Linked DNA regions of Homo sapiens: region 2 is linked to region 1. A link is an interaction called in ENCODE POLR2A ChIA-PET data of the cell type or tissue named here. Cell type or tissue: K562. All regions are shown on one strand. Each heading gives the region's core, and the rest is flanking DNA. Links, peaks and the distances in the headings are about the cores only.

Region 1 (2,808 bases), core at 5-2,504:
TGGCTCTGTCACACTATAGTGCAGAGGCTGCTGACAGTCCTGCAGGACAGGAGGTGTGTGGGCAGGTTGGTGCTGGCTGTCACAGTTACACCCAGTGCCTGCACTGGGAAGAATTGCGCTTGGTGAAGTAAAACACGCTGGATACCAGAGCAACCCCCAGGAAATAACTGGGTTTTCTTATTGTTTTCTTTAGTCCCTTTATTTGTAGGCACAGCTGCTTAAAGAAACAAGCTGGCCCCTGATGGTGCCAGAGCTTCTTGACCTCTGCCCAGATACCAGAGGGAGATAAGACCCCCAAAACTGGCAGAAACTGGAACAGGCAACCCCTTGTTACCTTCAGAACTTTACCATGTCATTATAATGCTAACGTCCCCACCTGTAGAAGAAAATCACCATTATTTCTGAACATGTGTCAGAGGCGTGTGAACTAGAGCAACTCCATCTTGAATAAGAGCTGAGTAAAATGAGGCTGAGACCTACTGGGCTGCATTCCCAGACAGTTAAGGCATTCTAAGTCACAGGATGAGATAGGAAGTCGGCACAAGATACAGGTCATAAAGACCTTGCTGATAAAACAGTTGCAGTAAAGAAGCCGGCCAAAACCTACCAAAACCAAGATGGTGACAAGAGTGACCTCTGCTCGTCCTCACTGCTACACTCCCACCAGAGCCATGACAGTTTACAGATGCCATGGCAACATCAGGAAGTTACCCTACGTGATCTAAAAAGAGGAGGCATGAATAATCCACCCCTTGTTTAGCATATAATCAAGAAGTTTAGCATATAATCAAGAAATAACCATAAAAATGGGCAATCATCAGCCCTCAGGGCTGCTCTATGAAGTAGATTTTCTTTTATTCCTTTATTTTCATAATAAATTTGCTTTCACTTTACTGTATGGACTCACCCTGAATTCTTTCTTGAGCGGGATCCAAGAACCCTTTCTTAGTTCTAGATCAGGACCCCTTTCTGGTAACACATCTTGCATTGTATGGAGAGGCATGTTTATGACCTGGGCCTGAGCGTCTAGAGGTCTCCACCCCCACACCGTGACCCCACACCTGCTTACACACCTCCCTGCCCCACACCTATCTCCTTACAACTCCCCAGTTTCCATGGCTCGGGGTGAAGGTGTCTTTAGAGCAAGAGCCCCCTCCTTCTCTTTCTCCTGGTCAGGAATAAAACCCTCTTGCCTTTTTTTCCAACTGAGTGTTCTTTCTTTGCAACTGATACCAAGTAGGGAAAGAACTCAGCTTACCGGTGACACACTCACACACACGTTTCACACACTGGCCAAGGGAGCTCATCTTGGAGGAAGAGCAGGCAGAACACAGAGCTGCTACGGGGCAGCCCAGACTCCCAGATGCCTTCCGCTGCCTCCACATCCCTCACTCCATGCTTCTCGCCTGGGGCCCAGCTTGCCGTGCCTCTGCACACCTCTGTCCTCGCGTAAGTCAACTCTGGAGGACATGTCTCTTTCCCCTCCAATCTAGTCTCAGGCTCCTTGTTGGTGCATTCCTGGCTCCGTGCCAGGCCTGTACTCAGTCTAGAGGAGACTGGCGCTGGTTCTGAGGCAGTGAGCTCACAGCCGGCAGGAGACAGACGTGGAAACTGGTTGTGGATGATGGTGGTGAGCATGAGGCTTTGAGTCTGAACAGGGCAGACTGGGACTGTAGGAGGGCTGGGGTGGGCGAGGAAGGCTTAGAGCGGGGAGCTGGGTGAGGAAGAGCAGGGGCACTTTCAGGGAGAGGGAAGGTCAAGTGCAGAGTCCAGAACAGGCAGGCAGCAGGACGGGCATTGTGGGGCTGGGCATTGGGAACTGGAGAGGGCTGGGGCTAGGCGGATTGGGTTGGATGTCCGGGCCAGCTTAGGAATCTGAACTGGCTCCTAAGGGAATTTAAGCCAAACTTCCTTCTCTTCCTTTCCCCTTCTGCACCAGACCCTCCAAGCATAATAAAATATTTGCCTTTTTCAGAATGAATCACTCCCTGCTTCCTCTTTGTGGGAAACCTTCCTTCCAACTCTCCCTCCTTAATCATCCTTTGGGGTATCTCTCTTAACCCCTTACTGTTCCCCTCCCAGATCCTCACACTGACTCCCAGCTGACTCCCAACATGATCTGAACTTGGAATTAATCCATCCATTTAATAATTTGCCTCCACTACTTCCATAGCTCCCTGAGGACAGGTTTTCTGGCAGCAATGCCCAAAGTGGATTAGATACAAGTATACATGCTCCTTAACTTACAACGGGGTTACATCTGAACAAATCCATCAGAAGTTGAAAATATTGCAAGTCGAAAATGCATTTAATACACCTCAGCCTACTGTAAACTAAAAATCAAAGTCTAAGCCCCTTAACTAACTGAATGGGTGCCCCCTTAGTCAAGGGGATTCCAAGGTAAACCTGAAAAACAAGTTCAGGCCACGATGGGAAGGGAGGTCCGTCATGCCTCATTTTATCCTCCTCCTTTAGGAATTCAGGCACAGCTGACCAGCCTTAACTGAAAACAGAGATCTTAAGACTCACAAAACAGACTCTTCCTAGCAATAAGATACCAAATTCCAACCACACTCTAGTAGAGCATCACATGACAGATAGCAGGCCCTGAAAGAAATCAAAGTATTTTAGCCCAAAATATATTTTTCTGACAGATTTTGAAATGTCTCTGAAAGCTGTCTCTTGTGGGAAAATCTACATTCTATAGCAGGGGTGTCCAATCTTTTGGCTTCCCTGGGCCACACTGGAAGAAGAAGAATTGTCTTGGGCCACACATAAAATACACTGACACTAATGATAGATGATGAG
Region 2 (2,808 bases), core at 243-2,742, 370 kb before region 1:
AGATGGGGGGTGTTGGGTGTGGTGGGACATGGTGAGGGGTGATCTAGCCTATTCAATGGTACCTCCATAGGAAGATGGGCTTTATATATTAAAAAAGAAGCTAAAACTAGATATTATTTTTCTATTTGCTAGCAGATTTGTAATATATTTAGAAAGAATGAAGGAAGAGCTCATATCCTAACTAAAAAGAGATTTGAAGTTTCTATGGATTGCAATTAACTGTGTTTTTAAAGATCCATCTTTTTAAATATTTATTTATTTATTTAAGACAGAGTCTTGCCCTGTCACCCAGGCTGGAGTGCAGTGGTGTGATCTTGGCTCACTGGAACGTCCACCTCTCAGATTCAAAAGATTCTTGTGCCTCAGCCTCCCAAGTAGCTGGGACTACAGGCACAAGCCACCATGCCCGGCTGGTTTTTATATTTTTAGTAGAGACGGGGTTTCACCATGTTGGCCAGGCTGGTCTAGAACTCCTGGCCTCAAGTGATCTGCTTGCCTTGGCCTCCCAAAATGCTGGGATTACAAGCGTGAGCCACTGCACCCAGCCTAAAGATCCATCTTTTGACTAGATAAGACATTTTCTATCATGACTAATATATGAAATTTTATGATTAGATAAATTTTTTAAAATTTAAAGTTTGACTCCAGAAAAAGGTAGTCCACTAGACTTTCAATTCAGCAAGTGTTTATTGATTGCTACATGGGTAATGCTAGGAAGATACTAAGATATAAACAATATTTCCCACCCTGGGGATGATATGAATCTGGCTGCAGTACCAGTCACCACATTGATGGCCTGAATTTATTCCATTGACCTGGCAGACTGGACTGGTGTTTCCTTATTTTCTCATGTGCAGTTTTCCTAAAGTTGTATATTCAGGAAGAAAAGCTTAATTTCCTGGACTATTCTGGACATGTGATTCAGCTGCCTCTGTTCTGCCATTAGAAAGGTGTGTAAACAAAACTTATGGGAACACCAGGGAAAGTTTCATGGAGAAGGTTCTTTTTCAGCTTGACTTAGAAGGATGATGATGTTGGGATACTTGCAGTGGTTTTGTTAATTAAAAGTTGAAAAAGGGTGTGAGGACATTTCAAACAAAGGTAACAGTAAAAGCAAATAGCATGAATTAGGTAAACATCCAAAAGATGAGAGAAGTGCATGTGTGCACAGGATTTTGGACTTTAATTCTGTAGACCAGTGGTGATTGTTTTTGCTTTTAATTATTTAAAAAATGTTTGTGTCAATTATCATTTAATTGCCTCTGAGCTCTATATTCACCCTTTTTTGCTTGCTTTGTGAAAATACTAACGGGCCCATTAAATGTTTTTTTCTTTATCAGCTGGCGCAGTGTGAAGCTATGTCAGTAGAGGGCTCTGGGCAGACATTGCAAGAGCAAAGAGTTTTGCTTCCTGGTTACGGTGTGCTTGCTTGGCAGCTCCTGCAGCACACGGGCAGATTCTCCAGCACCATGTCCTGCCTGGCAGGGTAGTCAGTAGCACCCATTGACCAGCAGCTTCCCTTGGCATCACCTTCTCCCTTGAATGGCTTTGTAGTAAAGTGTCTGGTGCGACACCTCTCCATGACCTGCTTTCCCTGACATCCTAGAGGACAGATTTCTGGTAAATTCCAAAGGGCAGATTTCCAGCCAGTTCTGCCAGCACAGAATCACAAGAATTTCTCTGCTGCCTAGTGAGCCATACCTGTGCCCTCCAAGATCTGGGTCCTGGGCCTGGGGAGCCTTTTCCCTGGATACTCTATCCCAGCTCAAAGAACATGGCTGCTACTTTATTTGTTATTCTTTTATTCTTTAGAGTTTTCTTTACTTCTTACTAGCCAATCCCTCATTGTTCCAATTCCCTGCTACAGTTATTAAGTCTTTTTTTTTTTTTTAAAGAGTCTCACTCACTCTGTTGCCCAGGCTGGAGTGTAGTGGGGCGATCTCAGTTACTTCAACCTCTGCCTCCTGGGTTCAAGCAATTCTCCTGCCTCAGCCTCCCGAGTAGCTAGGACTACAGGCGTCCACCGCCACGCCTGACTAATTTTTGTATTTTTAGTGGAGAGGGGGTTTCACCATGTTGAACTCCTGACCTCAGGTGATCTGCCTGCCTCAGCCTCCCAAAGTGCTGGGATTACAGGTGTGAGCCATCGCGCCCGGCCAGGTTAGAATATTGTTAAATCCAACTCTCTACTTACTCCTTCCTGCATTAGAGAGCTGAGAGTGGCTACCAAAATATATGCAACCTTGCTGACTGTTTTCACTTTAACTTTGTAATTGTGACCCTCCAGTGGGTTCTACTGCTACCCTGAAGTCACTGCATATTTTCCAAGTTCACTTCCTCTACTCTTTTTCTAAATGATTATTTTACATCTTCTCCTCTCTTCTCAAACCTTCGATCCCCCATCCAACTATTGACCTGACTTTTTATTTCAATGTCAAAATAGTAGGTAAAGAGAGAAATTTTAGTGGGAGACAAGGAAACTTTGGTGGGAGAGAAGGAATTGCTGATTTCTTGAGTAGAGGAGAGAGGACAGGATCTTTTATGCAAGTGGAAACACGGGTGTTAGCTGGGAACTGAAAAAGTTCATCTGAAGTAACAGAAGAGGAGGCAGAGCACACAGGTAGGTGCAGACTGATGGGTAAATGTAAGAGTCTGTGGATGTTTCTTCTGATTGCTTCTATTTCTCTTCCACATATACACATGCCATTAGTTCTCCCATCTTAGGAAAACATCTCTTCGCTTCATCTACTCTTCTAGCTACTACCCCATCTCTCTCCTTCTCTTCACAGCCAAACGTCTTTAAAGAGT

Evidence for each region. Peaks named below come from ENCODE experiments on the same cell type or tissue, not always from the same donor. Only the 100,000 strongest peaks of a DNase experiment are listed, where the experiment ranks them.
Region 2: POLR2A ChIA-PET joins it to region 1 with 5 read pairs; 1 of 35 experiments calls an interaction of 5 or more read pairs at or near these places.

The regions. Positions count from the first base shown.
Region 1 is chr1:223,730,356-223,733,163 of GRCh38, reverse strand. All of the region lies in intron 2 of CAPN2 (calpain 2), which reads right to left. Among named protein-coding and RNA genes, the nearest start is that of CAPN2, 19 kb to the right of the region's middle. RefSeq lists an enhancer at 1,040-1,635. In K562, for the core only: no CTCF peak of the experiment used is centred there; a DNase peak (open chromatin) is centred at 1,465.
Region 2 is chr1:224,105,483-224,108,290 of GRCh38, reverse strand. All of the region lies in intron 2 of LOC105373056 (a long non-coding RNA gene), which reads left to right. It also overlaps the pseudogene RN7SKP49. Among named protein-coding and RNA genes, the nearest start is that of FBXO28, 7.2 kb to the left of the region's middle. RefSeq lists an enhancer at 1,456-1,525. In K562, for the core only: a CTCF peak has its summit at 1,359 (motif pointing right); a DNase peak (open chromatin) is centred at 1,400.